Regions from separate parts of the Mus musculus genome. Here region 2 is linked to region 1. Evidence: chromatin loops called from intact Hi-C (ENCODE). Cell type or tissue: heart. All regions are shown on one strand.

Evidence for each region. Hi-C counts contacts between places; a loop is a spot of excess contacts. Peaks named below come from ENCODE experiments on the same cell type or tissue, not always from the same donor. Only the 100,000 strongest peaks of a DNase experiment are listed, where the experiment ranks them.
Region 2: it touches region 1 in a loop (2.1-fold over the local background); 2 of 42 quality-filtered maps call a loop at or near these places.

The regions. Positions count from the first base shown.
Region 1 is chr4:95,778,248-95,786,247 of GRCm38, reverse strand. The region is part of intron 8 of Fggy (FGGY carbohydrate kinase domain containing); the gene reads right to left. Among named protein-coding and RNA genes, the nearest start is that of Hook1, 190 kb to the left of the region's middle. In heart, no CTCF peak of the experiment used is centred here; no DNase peak of the experiment used is centred here.
Region 2 is chr4:95,842,217-95,850,216 of GRCm38, reverse strand. Fggy (FGGY carbohydrate kinase domain containing) reads right to left here. Exons shown (of 16, transcript NM_001113412.1): 13 at 6,024-6,144; 14 at 541-635. Among named protein-coding and RNA genes, the nearest start is that of Hook1, 120 kb to the left of the region's middle. In heart, no CTCF peak of the experiment used is centred here; a DNase peak (open chromatin) is centred at 4,016; H3K27ac peaks cover 2,040 bases.

The DNA of each region.
Region 1 (8,000 bases):
GAGAAGTTTCAATTTGCCAGACATGGGTGCTGGGTCCTCTAGAAAAGAGCAAGTGCTCTTAACTTGAGGCATCTACCCAGCTTCTTCCCCATCATCCCTTGCCTCTTCATGGATTGAATGTACCGCATCTGCTGGTTTGACATTGGCTTTTAATGTATCCATCCAACTCAAGCACAAAGCCAATTCTTAAATGGCTAATCTTAGACACTTAAAAGGGGAAGGAGCCATGGCCAGTGCTTTAAACCTGCTAGTGCCCAGATTCAGTTTTCATCTGGCCAAACATTTCATCTCTCACCTTACTAAAAAAAAATCTCATCTTGGGGATGTCATCTTCTTGGGATAGCTGTGCTTTACCAAGTAGTCTCTCTGCTCTGGAAATCTTGGTGAAAGTGACCATGAAGAACACCAGTCTGACTACCACCCTGGAGGAGGGCTATGTGTATGTACCCAACACTAAGGAAGGTCTTTCACTGTGGAACTGTCCTACTTGAAATGCATCACCACTGAACCTCCACACAGCCTCATAGTGCTCATTTGTGTCTATGATTCAGCCATTTCAAAACAGCTCTTGAGTCCCCTCCAAAAAGAAGGTGAGTAACTTTTCTTAGAAGAAAAGGTGGACAATCTATAAAGTAAAACGAAACACTCAAGTTCAGAAATAACGGCTCCCTTTTATTTATTGGGCTACTATGGTTTCTGATGCCCCAATATTGAAAAAAAAACAATGTATATGGTATGATTGAGGTCAGCAACTTGCTTACAATTCACCAAAACCATCACTCAGTAATCTTTTATAGACTCTTTCCCCAGACAGTGCCTCATTCATTTAGTTTTAAGTGTTAGTCTGGTCAGAAGAAAGCTGCTGCAGTTATAGTTACATAGAACTACAAAGAACATGATAATAGCCTTGCCCTCAGTGGTAATAAATGGATAGTATAGGATCCTTACATTGGAGAGCAGGCCCCTCCATAGCCCACCCAGACCTTCCTACCTCCTTACATTGACCTAAGACTAGCTCCCGAACATCACAGATACAAGCATGAATTATAAAATGCCATTCCAGAATGGCAAGATGGTTTTGGATCCTCAGGCAAGGACAGCCATCAAGATAACTCGTAAGTTCATCCAGTGCTTATCCCTCTGCAAATCTGGCATTTCATTCAGAATTTACAGAGTGTCAAGAGTGCCACGTTTGTGTTACAGATTAGATAAGGGGCAAATGACACATGAGTTTATTCTGTTGCCCAAATAAGAGTACTGGGTATGAATCCTTTTAAGTTTTTGCTGTAACTCCATTCTGACAGCTCATCGAGTAAATGGCCAACATCACACACAGCAGCGCTCCTTGTGCTGTAACAAAGTTAGCTGCTGAACACAATTCATGTTCATTCAATTGCTAAGAAAGAAGAAGGAACAGGGTTAATCGCGTAGCAATGGGTTCAAAGACAAGTCTACTGCTCACTATACAACTGGGCAACTCACTCTTTCTTGACACTAAGTTGAGATAACAACGTTTATTCAAGTCAATATGAGAAGGAGTACAAATATTTCAAAACCCCTTACACCATGGTCATTTTTCAAGTATTCATTGGCTGTATTAACTGAACAGGGCAGAGCATGGCTCTAAGAATTCTTTCCATTTTTGGTATGATGAATGTAGAAATGTGTAAGAATGCTCACAACTTTCCAGAGCAGGAATGGAGAGAAAATGAAGCATGATAGGAGTTGAAGGTAGTAAGAATGCCAGATGTTACAGGGCTTGCTTGGTCTTCTGTAGGTCAGTGACTTTCATTTTCCATGAAATAGAAAAACACTGAATGTTTCTCAGCAAAGGAAGGATATAATTAGAGCTATGACTGAGGAGACCTCATTGGTTATTGTGATGAGAATAACCTAGCAGTGTCCAGGAAGAAAAAAGGGAAATGGGTCAGGAGATATTACAGCATATTGTAGAATTTTTTTTCCCTCTACCCCTTTTTTTTTGAGACAGGGCTAATCTGAAACTCACAATCTCTAAACCGCCAAAGTGTTGAGTTTACAAGACTTGTACCACCAATCTCATCCAGCCTTATGCTGTAGCCTTATAGGATGAAGTAGAGAATGAGATCTCTCAGTACAGGAGGATAGAAGGAGATGAGGCAGAGCCTTGTGTGTGCATCATTTGTAGAAGCATCTTCCTAGTGATGGACATGCAGAGAAGCCTGGCTTTCTCTATCTCCTCTCCATTTCCTGTCACATTTGTTCCATCAACTCCTTTCTATATTTCCAGGGTGAAATTTCAGATGGATCAACAGCATTCTCTCTATTTTTCAGAAATAAAAGTCTAGGAACAGAAAGACAGCTCAGGCAAGATAAATGCACTTGCTGTATAAGCTTGAAGACCTGAGATTGATCCCTGGAACTGACTCTACAAAGTTGTCCATTATTCTCTACACATGCACCACATGCCCCATTATAACACATGAACACACATACAACAGCAGCAGCAACATATAAGTAAACAACTTAGAGTCCTTGGGGCACCTCCAGATATTATGTGCACACTCTGCACTAACAGTTCAAATTCCCATGCTGCCTAGTTGAAACTTCCTCCTTGTGTAGCCAAAGCTACTTCTAGACTTAAGACTAGAATTGTAGAAAGGGGCTTCTGCCATACCTCATGCTGCACTGGCTGTGACTGAGTTCATCCCACAGGGGACAGATTCTAAGAAAGGTATTAGAGGGTAATGTGTCTATGATCCGGTTTCAACCTGCCTCGGAGCATGGTGCAAACCTGACTCTAGGGAATGTGCTTCTGCCCATCCACTGCAGGGCCCTCGCATGTGGCTCCCCAATCCTGGTGGACTTTCTGGTGGCTCAGCCCCATTTGGGGGTTGGTCCCTGTCCTTCAGTGGATCTTTTTATGGTGTCCTCTTTAAGAGCTAGACATACTGCTTTTCATTTTCTTCTGTATGTACCCCAATTGCGCTTTTAGTTTTACTATTGAGGAAAGAGCAGCTAGTCTTGTTTTCTTTCCCTAGGTAAGACACTACCTTTGACATTTTCACCTCCATTTTACATGCCCAGAGTATCTTGAGAGAAACTTCTTGATACTTCAGCCAGTCTTGCGCATGAGATCTGGTCTCTGAGCCTTTAAAATCCACTCATATAGAAAGATCACTATGGTACCTTGTTACATGTCGTCAGAATAGAATATCCATGGTGGACAGAAGGCAGATGGAGTTGTGAGAACCACTGTGAGTTAACTTCCCCTCTTCTATAGGCAGAAAATTCCAAGTCAGCAAACTTTCTAACTTTGGGTATTATAACAGAAATAAGACATGAAATGACACTTGAAAAGAGAGGCATATATACATATTACAGCCAGCAGAAAGAGCTGGGACTATTATAGTATTCTTGTACTGCCTGCTTTATAGCAACTAGCCTTCTCCAGCTATTTTCCCAGAAGCATATCTACAAGCATAATTCCTTGGGCATCCAGCTAGGTTTTTAGGAAAGTAAACGTAAGTTTTCTACTATATTCAACCCTATTCCAATTAATACCAGAATCTGGGGCCCTCTCGTCCCATAATAGACAATTATTTATGAGCACAAAGTCTTAATTCAAAATAATCAGTTTTAATACTTCAGGATTACATATATAAATTAAGAGTACAGCATGAGATGAATAGTCAAGTTTAAGCAGAAAATGAAATAAGCAATTATTCCATTAAAGAGAATATTTATTTCTTTCCTTATTAAATCATCTTTAACCAGCTGGCTTCAGTTCAGACAGAGTTCACCATCTTTAGTAGCTAAGTTTAATAGCTGGCAGCAAAACACTGCATGATTGACTCATTCATTCATCCCTTCATATGTCACATGACTCGGTGGCCATGCCAGATATTGGACAGAGGTATTAACAGTATCATGATTGGCTCAACTTGTGGAATACGGGACGAGAAAAGAGCCGGCATTGACTCACTTTGCAAAAGGAATTTCCTAGGTCTCAACATGTAAGTATCAAGTGTCTCCCATCCGTTTATTCAATATATTCCAAATGCCCAGTTAAGTCCCAAGTTCTGTGCTGGACATCGGGAACGAAACAGTGTCAACAGTCCCTTTTCTAGAAAGGCTGACTCCCTTGATAGAGCTCTGCAGCAGCAGAGCATTGCTTTCCAGAAGAACCTTCCGTGCAGTTAAATCATGGCTCACTGATATTCTGTTCTAAGCACTATAGAAATCATCTCCTCAATTCATAAAAGATATACTTATTTTTACATCACCTCAACATCACTGAAGAAACTTTAAGTATGTCTTAGATGAGAATACTTTTTATTAATGGAATAGACCAACATTATACCAGAGGGCACGGCAAACACAATTAGACCAAAGTGCACAAGAAGAGATGCAGGGCTAGAGTGATAGTTTAGCTGTGAAGAATGCCTGATGCTCTTGCAGAGGAACTCAAGTTTGGATGCACCACTCATGTCCAGTGGCTCAAAAACTCCTGTATCTTCACCTCCAGGCAATCCAATACCCTCTTCTGGCCTCTGCAGGTATCTGCATACAGTTGGCATACACTGACACAGTTACACACTCACACACACACACACACACACACATTAATAATAAAAGGAAAGGACAAAACTTATGAGTCTAAACAATTCATACTGTCATCTTCACCTAAATTGCATCATTCCTAACCCACGTGTCAGAGAAAATATTGCTTCACCAAAGCCTTCACAGAGCATCTGCCTTTTGAGTTAACCTGTTACTTTTAGCTAAAAGTGGGGTGGGTGGAAGACTGGTAAATATAGTGAAAGTTCTTAATATGGGCAGATAATTCTGAACAAATGGGGAGGGGCATTTTAATATCGACAAACTGACCTTTGTAGAGAAGCTGATGGACAGAAGATCAGGTGATGCCACAGAAGCCAAGACACAGTGACATATGCCACAGCGGTATAGTGACAAGCCAAGGAACACATCAGCCACCAATGCTGAACAAGGGAGGAGACCTGCCAAGGGCGCACAGCCCTTCGGATATTTGATTTCTGCTGAGTGAAACTGAGTTTGGACTTGCATCCTGCAGAAACACTAAAATCTCTGTCTCTGTCTCTGTCTCTGTGTGTGTGTGTGTGTGTGTGTGTGTGTGTGTGTGTGTATACATATATACATGTTAAATTTAGGCCACTAAGTTTGTGAAAATTTCTTATAGTAACAACCTTAGCTTTCTGGCTCCCAGCACCAGAAGAAAAGTATAATCAGTTGTATAACAATTCTTATTAGGAAAACAAAACAAAACAAAACCCTCGATCTGTTCAAATTATACAATGTATTCCATACAGTAAATTCTAAAGCAAATCCGCAAGTGGAATTTTGAATGGGGTACAATAAGTGACATATCAACTTATCAGGACAGTTACAATAAACAGGCCTGGTCTTCACGTGGCTTCCTCATCCCTTCGCACTCATGTTTTACTCCACCTTCCTTCACCCATTTTTTCCTTTCTGAATTATGAAAACATTCAATTCTACAATGAGTTTATACTTAATAGAAAATAGCTAAAAATATGCAAGGCATTTCTATATGTTCTTCATCCAGCTATTTCCAATGTAAAGCATGTTGTCCTTATATGAGTAAGCACAGTCATGATAGCACATGGTAGCTTGCGTATACACACATATACACACAAAACACACACACACACAAGGCTCCTTCATTTGGGCTTCTGACACTTCCTCTTTGTTATACACAGGTTAGGCATTGAAGCAGGATGAAGGAAGACCGAACTATAATTGTGTCTGCATGGCTGCTTTTTGGGGAGGATCTTTGTTAAGAGCCAAGGGCCAAAATTATAAAATTTCTGATCTAAAAACATATTAGATAATGTTGTAAGAACAATCTGTATCTCATAAGTACTCAGTCCAAGAAAATCCAGGCAGTCCACTGCCTCTCACACTTCTACCTTTGTCAAGAGACTGAGCTGATGTAGCAAAGGAGGCTCTGATGCATCTGCTCTCTACCCCAGTGACCTCTACTGCATCTGCTCTCTACCCCAGTGACCTCTACTGCATCTGCTCTCTACCCCAGTGACCTCTACTGCATCTGCTCTCTACCCCAGTGACCTCTACTGCATCTGCTCTCTACCCCAGTGACCTCTACTGCATCTGGTCTCTACCCCAGTGACCTCTACTGCATCTGCTCTCTATCCCAGTGACCTCTACTGCATCTGCTCTCTATCCCAGTGACCTCTACTGCATCTGCTCTCTAACCAAGTGGCCTCTACTGCATCTGCTCTCTACCCAAGTGACCTCTACTGCATCTGCTCTCTACCCCAGTGACCTCTATTGCATCTGCTCTCTGCCCAAGTAAGCTCTACTACATCTGTTCTCTAGCCATATTGATTTTGCTGCCCCTAAGCACTACTGATAGGATATAAACATCTTTCAAGTGCCTCTTACCACAACCTCAGATGAACAACCTTGACATTCTCTCATCCCAACTGCTAATATCCCTTACTTGCCCTCCTAGCATCCACTCAGGTATCTCTTTTCAATATGTGCAGCAAACTGCAGCTACTTACATGTGTGGTAAACCCAGCCATCATCCACTATGATTAAAGGCTGATCGCAAGCCTTAACAGGATGCTCACAGTCCCAGTTCATTCTCTTCCACTGCTTCTCCAGCTTGCTCATTTCAGCCTTCCCTCCAGCCCTACGCCAATGCTATCAATATTCTAGACATCTACTGTTGCACTCTTTTTTTCTCTCCATTGCTGGCTAGTGCCAAATACACACTCTTCCCCATCACGACTGAACTATGCTTAGTCAGTTATTCAGTCCACCAATTGAAGCACCCCTTCCTTATTAAAGCCTTCTCCATAGTACCCCAAACAAGGTATACCACTGTATGCCATATGGTGGGTCCTTTCATGGTGGTTCCAGCACACATATCACTCTTAGAAGAGGAGATTAAAAATTACAGAACATCTTAAAAAATACTAAGTGCTTATGTGTCCTTCATCAACAAATGGCAGTTCCTCTAGACCACTTCTGAAAGCAGTTATGTTCTACACAGCCAAAACCTTCAACAAATAGAATTCACTAAGGTTTTAAGATCTGTGGCAATTATCCTTTTGTCTTCCTAGGTTCAGCCCAAATTCCTAAGTTTCATCATTTGTTTTTACTTCTTTTAGAATTTCCATGGATGCAATATTTTTGTGCCTACTTCTCTCATTTCTTCTTTGTGTTACTTTATAATTGTTGCACTTATCCACTATATGTAGATGCAGTCTATTCATTAAACATGTAAGTCAGCATATGAATATGATAGTTTAGCAATATGTTCTACTAATGGAAATCCAAACAGGGGATAGTATGATATATGATGTATTAAAAAGGCTCTGTGTATATTGTTTCACAGTGCGGGAGTTTCCCCAAGATTTTATCTAGGAATGAAATTGGTAGAGTGTTGAGCATATGCATACTTAAATGTACTTTGACATGATTATGCAATTTACGCTTCCTCCCCATCTCTTCCTCTGGACTATAACTGACTCAAGGGCTACTTCTACTCTTCGTTATGCCCCATGCCTGGCTTGCAGTCGGTGTTGAACAAGGAAGGTACTTTGGAGCTAAGGCACTCTATATTGAACATAGGTCTGCCAACCTAATAACAAAACCTATGGGTTTTTGTTCTACCACATTTTCCTTATCTACAAAAACTTTATGATCAGTTGTACGGTATTACTTACTTCCCAGTGTAATAGGACTGATCAAATGTAGATCGAGGTAACAACACAAGAAGGTATGGGAATTGTTACCACTGTTTCTCCACTTTGCACCTGGACCAGAGGCCCCAGGATGGGACATGTGAGAGAGGCTTGTCAACAGGAAATGTCCCGTGCATTTATATGGATTAATATAACTTTGTGGAGGGAAGTAGGGTTTCAAATATCACTGCAAAAAGAACAAGGGAGACCAATTAATGGTTCTGAGTCCACACTGCACCTGTG
Region 2 (8,000 bases), 64 kb before region 1:
TTTTTTTTTTGTCTTGGCTGCCAGGAAGCTCAGAGCAAAATCGTGTACTCAAATCACCACCACCAAATTGTTTCCGGCTTCCTAAACTTTGTTCCTTCTTTTTATTTTTAATTCTTTTTTTTTTTCCCCTCACCAACACTTTCTTTTGTGTTTCTTGTTGGCCCAGGCTTCAAAGGTATTTGGAAAGTGATGCAGATGAAATAAACAAATAAAACACTGAAGCCCATGTGGAAAACCAATATTTTGAGCATCAACTCTTTCACTTGATCAAAGGAAAATGGCCAAGCAGAAACTGAAGCTAAATAATGTAGGAGCTCCTATAAAGAGAGAGAAGCAGAACAATTCACATGAACAGAGGTGAAACCAAAGGGAGGCCACAGTGACTACGTCAGAGGCGGCGAGTGCCTGTGATTCTCTGGCTGCAACCTATCATTCCCTAATTATATCCTGTATGTGTTTTGCAAGCTGTGAGCTGCTGTCAAGAGGACAGACAGCCTCAGACAGGGCAGGGACCACAGCCACCCATGGATCCTAACATACCTGCACAGAAGTGAAGTCCCCTGAGGCACAGGCACCCAGAATAGCAGCTCCCACGAGGACAGACTCCACCTCTTGTGACAGGACCACAGGCATGCCTGCACAGGACAAAGTCATACCTTGGTTAACAGTAGAACCAGGGCTGTGAGGAGCCAGCAAACACCTCTGGAGGCAAACCCGCTGATGTCAAAGCAGCAGTACTTTATACCTCCCCGAAGTCCCCAGTCCTTGGGATTTGGGTTTTGGGAGATTTCTCTGCCTTGTGATGGCCAGTGTACCAGCCACAAGCCTCAAGGTGGCCAATACCATACCTATCAACTTGTAAGGCTTTGGCACCCAGGTTCCTGGTTTACCTCTAACTTTATCACATGTTTTGCTGGGCCCAGTAAAGGCTGAAATGAAAGGCTGTTCCCTGCTAATCCAGTCTCAGATGGGCTGATGGATACAGGCCATGGAAGGGCTGGTTCTCTGACTCATCTCCAGTACAAGCCATAATCCTTAGATAGTCTGGTAAGACCCTTACCATCTGGCTTCTCTTTTTCCTAGCCACCACATGAACCTACTTTCCTTGTGATTTCTTGAGTTGGTTTCAGAGCTCTTCCAGATGTCCATGTAACTGGCTCTTCACCACAGTACAAATGCAACCCTAGCTTTCCTTGGTCACTGTGTTTAGAACGATGAGACAACTTCATTGCTCCTTCTGTGCTCCTATATCCCCCACCCCCTTTTCTACCATGTGGTTTCCTTACTTAGTCCTGCACCTTGCCCTGCAACTGACATTACATGAGGCTAGGGGCTCCATTCTGTCTACCACCATGTCTCTGACACTTAGAGCAGGGTCCAAGCCATCAATTAACTGGTGAGAGAATGAGTCTCTGAGCCAGCGGTTGACAGTAACATGGGACTGAAACAGTCATGTGACTGAAATGTCATGCGAAGGTAAGTAGGTATCCACCAGGCGCAAAGAATCCGCCTACATGACAAGTGCCAAGGTTGAAGATCCATGTGGATTTCACAGGCAGTTCTGGTTCCTTACGTGATTTACACCTCTGCTTCTTCACTCAGTTCACAGTGTGATCCTAAGTTAGGATCTCCACCCCTCTGTACCTCAGTTTCCTGATCTGAAGGATGGGGATAAAATTCCACCTACTTTCACAGGATGACATGATTTTCTAATCAATAGATGACGGGAAATGCCACAGAGGAAAGGTCTGCAGCAGAAAGGCTTCCTTTAGACAAAGGCTACAGCCCTCTTCTTGCCTCTCTAGGGAAGCCCACTTAGTATCTTACCTATCTCCTCCAGTTCAGGTCAGCTCTAGCCATCCCCCTACACAGACAGTTGGTAAACAGAATCCTTCTGACATCTTAGAGGACTTGAAGAATTATAACAGAACCTGCTTCTCACTGTGCTACTAAGCCACCAGGAAAAGTGACAGATCTGAGAGAGGCTCAGGCCTGGCTTCCTCCCTGCTTTCTTTCTTTTGGAGTCCTTCCCCATCTCTTTAATGCCTTCAGCCCTGGTAACCTCCGGGCCAGTGGATGACACAGTGGACATGAAACTTAAATAAACATTTGAAGATAGGGATCCTACTTGGAAAGTTCTACAGATGAAATGGTTCCTTTAGACAAAGGCCACAGTTCCCTTCCCTCCTCTTCTAAGGAGGCTCATTTGCTAACTTACCTAGCTCCTCCAGGTCAGGTCAGCTCCCACCCCCTTACAGACAGCCAGGAAACAGAAATCAAATAGGGACCAGGCTCACTGCACAGGTGCACTGTGTGGGCTGGTGACAGCGCACTCAGGTGGAGCTCCCATGTTTGCATTCTGTGTGAAGCCCTGGGGACATGGTGGCTGTTACTGTTAGACTCAACATGGCCAAGAACAAAGGCTCTGTATGGATGTCATGGGAGCTGGAGAGCAGAGCTTCGAGGAAGGAAAAAGACAGATACCAGGCCACAAAGAAAGGTACTGGTGGCTCAGCCAGAAATCATACTACACGCTGTGTAAATCTGTTACCACTCAGGCCTCCTATTGATAGAGAACTGGGTTTTTTTGTTTGTTTGTTTTGTTTTGTTTTGTTTTAAGACACTCTTCCAAACATTGTTCATCTTCAGCTCTTCACAATAGACCCACAACTTCACAATTTCTGAGTAGGAAGGAATGAGTCCTAGGCTGCTCCCTTAGACAGTAGAGGCCAGGGGAACCCCCTAGTAGCTCCTCATTAGCTCTCACTCTTGAATTGGCTTGCCAGAGTTTGAATTCTGGCTTCCTTGCTGACACAGCTGTGCAATATTAGACAGGTTGTTTAACCATTTCTTACCTCTGTTTTCTCATTTGCAAAGTGCCCTCTGGTTAAAACTGAACTAAGCTCCTATCTTGGGCTGGGTCCCTCCAGTTCCTCATCCCTAAGCCTAGGGAATAGAAATAGGTTAGCAGCTATGGGGGTCTTCCTGGCTGCCTAGGTTTTCCTTACCTCTGTAAATAAACCCTTTATTCAAGTTGGCCAAGTTTAAGTAAGCTTACCTTTCCTGCCTGGCCTGTCACCTCTGATCTCCGGGTCTCTATTATATTCTTCTGCACACTGGTCAGAAGACAATGGAAACTTTGCTGTTTGGTAATGGACTTCTTGGAGACATCTTGTTCTTTGTATCCTCAAGCCAAGTACTTGACAGCCTGTGTACCCAGGGGGTGCTTGTGAGTGTTGGCGGGAGGAGGGGTGTTGGGGGGTAAAGAACTAAAAGTCAGAATAGTGAGACAGGAAGAAGGAAACCCTAGAGAAACTGCCAGCCCTAAAAAAGCACAATTTACAAGACTGAACATTTAGTCCCAAGTCTGCAGGACGGTTACAGTTACTTGGTACACGCATGCAGACTGTTTTTGGAAATCACAGTTAAGTCCATGGCCAGGGTACAGGAAGTGCCTCTGGTGCCCAAGTCATTTCCCAAGGTGGTACAGCCCATATTTCCTGCCTTAATAAAGCCTGCTTTTCCTAACCTGGCCAAAATTGCTTATAAAATCTTAAACTCTTTTTCTCCACCATGCCTTCTCCTTTTGGGGCATAGGGCTGCCTGGAGGGAGGAAGTGAAGCAACAGGCTAGGATCACTCCCTATGAGCTCCAAGAACCTAGAACTCAATTCCCCAGAGTGGTCTACATGAGGTAGACAACAACGTTGTGGTTTTTTTCAGAAGAGGGACCCCAGGCTCTCACAAGTAAAGTGACTTCCTCTACGTCAGACAGCTGGCCTGCTGATCTTTCCACTACTCGGCTCTGCAATTTTTCATGCGGATGTCTGAGGATTTCATACTATGCTGTGTTTTGCTCTACATTGTTCTGGACAGGGAAAGCAGCGCAATTGTAGTGCTTAAAGGTACCAGGGCCTCACCTTTCCCCAGGCTTCTTTACAGAACAGACTCAAGTGCATTCCTTTCTCTGAGCCCTGGGTAAAGGCAGGAAGAGGGAGGCTTTGCCTGGAATGTCAGCTATTTTATCGGATGCATTAATGAGTTTAGCAGAAGCCAAAGCATTTGAAGGCAGATGCACTGTGCCATCCTTTGTCAGTCATGAGTAGAGGAATTTCAGGCCAAGAAAAGGTCTCTTTGTCCACAACTGTAACTAGCCAGTAGTTAGAGACAAAGGGTCCAATTTCTGCCTGAACCCAAACAGCCACTAACAGCCTTCCATTCAGCAGCCCAGAGAACAACAGTTCCCAATGCAGAGCTTGCAGCAAAGTGGCATTCCCTGGCTTTTTTGACGCTCAGGGACACATGACTAGAGGATGGCCCATTTTCACAAAACCCTGAGCTGTCGTGCCTGCCCAGGCTGTTCCCAGGTCACCTCTGGCTACCCTGCTCAAGGGTCCTCTTTTCCCCATTCCCTGTACTGAAGCTGGCTTTTAACCTGCTTCCATCCAGGTGGGATGTGGCTTTGGGTAACTAAAAGCTAAGAAGTGGGGAATCACAGAGCAGACTTCAGGCCTGTGTCTTAGCTGAGCCATCCAGCTGATCTTACTTTCATTTCTGTCTACTCCACTCTTTGTGGTCCACTTCTGCAGGTTTACAAACCTTGGAACAGGGCTGGCATCATCGGAGAGCAATAAAGGAAAGGTCCAGAAACCTGGCTCAATGGCCCAATCCCAATCCCAATATTATGTGGCTGCCTGATTTAGGGAAGCCAATTGAATGTACCTCTCCTGTCCTTCTTCCTTCTTTGTTTGACTACAATGCAGTCTACTTTCTAATTTCAGCAGTTAGGGAGAATTAATGATTGCAGTATGATTCCTACCAACAGACTAGGCACTTGGCTGAGGGGGGCAAAGTCCATGCTTCCCCACATCCTAATCGATCTTTAACACAACATGCTTTTCTAGGTGAGCCCCCAAATTGTGCCTTGGTCTACTTCTCTGTAAGATATGAATAGGTATTCTAGTTAGTTCCTTATTTAGTACCTTATATGCAGGGAATGAGCCTATCACTTGGATAAAGGCCCCGTATCTGCATGGCCTGGAGCAGGAATGATCTCATGAGTCAGTCTGAGCTCAGACACCAACCTACTCGCTATGGAAGAAACACAATGGGTGGGTTCATACGGAATGGAGCCCAGGGTAAGGTGGGCTCATGACAGACATCTATGCCCCCCGCCAACTACCACCACAAGGGGAGCCTTATCCTGTGCTTATACCTGGTGTCTGGGTACCGAGCAATGGGTACAGGAGGGCGCAACAGTCTCCAGGAGACACTTGGGGAGAAGATACTAGAATGTTGAAGGTACTAGCACAGGGAGACTTGAAGCTAGGTCAGGGTTTATTTATACCCCTGCAAGGTGTCCTCCCAGAGAGCTTTTCCTGGAGCTCTGGACTCTTCCCAGATGCCAGTTTGCCACTGTCCCCTACTCCCTATGCCCATCACAAAGATGCTAAACGCATGACTTTACGACCAGAACCCCTTGGGCACTGAGATGGAATCTCAGCATTTGGGTGCCCTTGGAATTACAGGCCCATGCTAGATCTTGTCCACAGCATTTTGGACCTAGGTTCCTTCTTCAGATAGCCTGATCACTTACCCTGTGCTACAAGATCCAAAACTGAGCAAAGTGCACATTATGCTCTTCCCACTCAGGGCTCTTCTCACAGTGTATTTATTATGTCTGTTTCCTTTCTGCCTTTCTGGGGAGTCCATGAGCTTCATGGAGCTCAGGTCATGTTTTATTCATTTGTTTGTCTTCAATATTCCCCACATAATGCTTGGTACTCAAAAAAGATGGGTAAATGCTCCTTGAATTAAGATCTGTCCTTGCCAACTTTGGTGTCTTGTTTAGTAACTGCACATATCTGAGAGTGCTTTTTTCCATCATGAAGACACAGATTGCACCATTACCTCGATAACTTGAGTCACCACAATGGTTCCCTATCCTCAGCCTGCCTTTACCTTTCACCTCTGCTGACAACCCAAGGTTTTCCACCAGCCCTATATCCCTGCCCTGAGGCTTACCAGTAATGTCAGCATGCATTTGCACAAAAAGCGGATTCTTGCTTAGGCCTCCACATAAGAAGAGGGTACTGAGAGAGTGCCCTGCTGCCTCCATTGTTTCAATGATGAAGCGAGTCCCAAACTTAAAGGAGAAAGCAGAAGAAAACATTAGGGTGGCAGTGAAGGCACACCATCAGCAACTCTCATATTTGGCATGTGCTTGGCCCGGCACCGAGCACTCTGCCTTACCCTCCTAGAGATTTGAGGCTCAGGGGTCATGCCTGTGATCACACACTCAAGCTGTGATCGCACAGCTGGCTCACACATAGAATTCTACCTTGTAGAATGACTCCCAACCCCTGCATGCTCCTTTTGCTTCTCTCAGGATTAATATGACAAAGAGTAAAACAGTTGGGCTGTTATCACAGCTCATGTGTTTACTTTTTATATTGTTTTAATTTTGTATGGGATTATAATAAAATTACATCATTTTTCCCTTCAAGCCTCCTGATATACCCCTCCCTATCTTTCAAATTAATAGTCTTTTATTAATTTTTCTTACTTAATGTCTGAAGCATGTGGGTCTTTCCTCATCCACTCTAGCATGTCTATTGGTGTTCATGTTTGGGCAGTCAGTTATGTTGCTGAGATTTTATGCTTGTAGCTTCTGACATTCTTAGGAGACATGGTCTTCCAGCAAACTCTCTGATTCTCTGATTCTTACAACTTTTCCATCCACTCTTCTGCAATGTTCTCAGAGCCTTAAGTATCACTTCTCATTTTAACACAGTACATTCAAATGTACTGTGATGAGAGTCAATTGTGGCTCAGGCCCTCTATGAGGGTCTTCCCATGGGCTCACACGTGGGGTGGTCTCCATTCACTAAATTGGAACTGACAATATTGTCATTAGAAAAGTCACACACACATACACACACACACACACACTCACCAAGAGAGAGAGAAACAGAGAGACAGACAGACAGACAGACAGAGAGAAAGAGAGAGAGAGAGAGAGAGAGAAAGAGCAAAAAATAAAAATAACAACCTTCAGAAACAGAACTATGAAAAGATATAAAGCCTTTGGCTAGCAAAAGACTAAGAAAACTAAAACTGTGTTTTAATTGTGTTCAAATTGTGAGCTGGGGTGATACAGAGGGCACACACTATGGTTGGCTCAGGGCTTTATTCAAGCCTTCTGCTGTAATGTCTGTCATATCTTCTGGAAATGAGTCATCTCCACTCCCAATTTGCTGAGTTTACTACTTATTCAGTATCTTTGCTATGCTTTGTACTACCTTAAAGCCATTAAGGTGAATCTTAATGGGTAATTTGTAGTTTGGGTTTGGCTATTTAAGTAGCTGAAACCATAATTTTGGGGGGATGTTCAAAACTTAGAAGCTCAAAATTCCTAATTTATTTGAGGGTATGGTATTTTTGTTTGTTTGCTTGTTTGTTTTGACACAAGGTTTCTCTGTATAGCTCTGGTGAACCTGGAACTCACTTTGTAGACCAGGCTGGCCTCGAACTCAGAAACCCACCTGCCTCTGCCTCCCAAGTGCTGGGATTAAAGGCGTGCACCACCACCACCCTTCCTGTAGATGGTTGGTTGTGAGCTACCATGTGGTTGCTGGGAATTGAACTCAGGACCTCTGGAAGAGGTTGGTGCTCTTAACCACTGAGACATCTCTCCAGCCCCTGATTTTTTTTTTTAAAGCTAAACTATGATGTAGCATTAAGAAGTCAGTTAGGGTGATGTTAAGAAGTGTTTCTGAGTCAGACAGTAGTGGCGCACACTTTTAATCCCAGCACTTGGGAGGCAGAGGCAGGCAGATTTCTGAGTTCGAGGCCAGTATGGTCTATAGCGTGAGTTCAAGGACAGCCAGGGCTACACAGAGAAACCCTGTCTTGAAAAACAAAACAAAACAACAAAACAAACAAAAAAAAGAAGAAGTGGCTCTGAAGAAAAACAAGGAGAATATTTTTAGTGGACAGAGA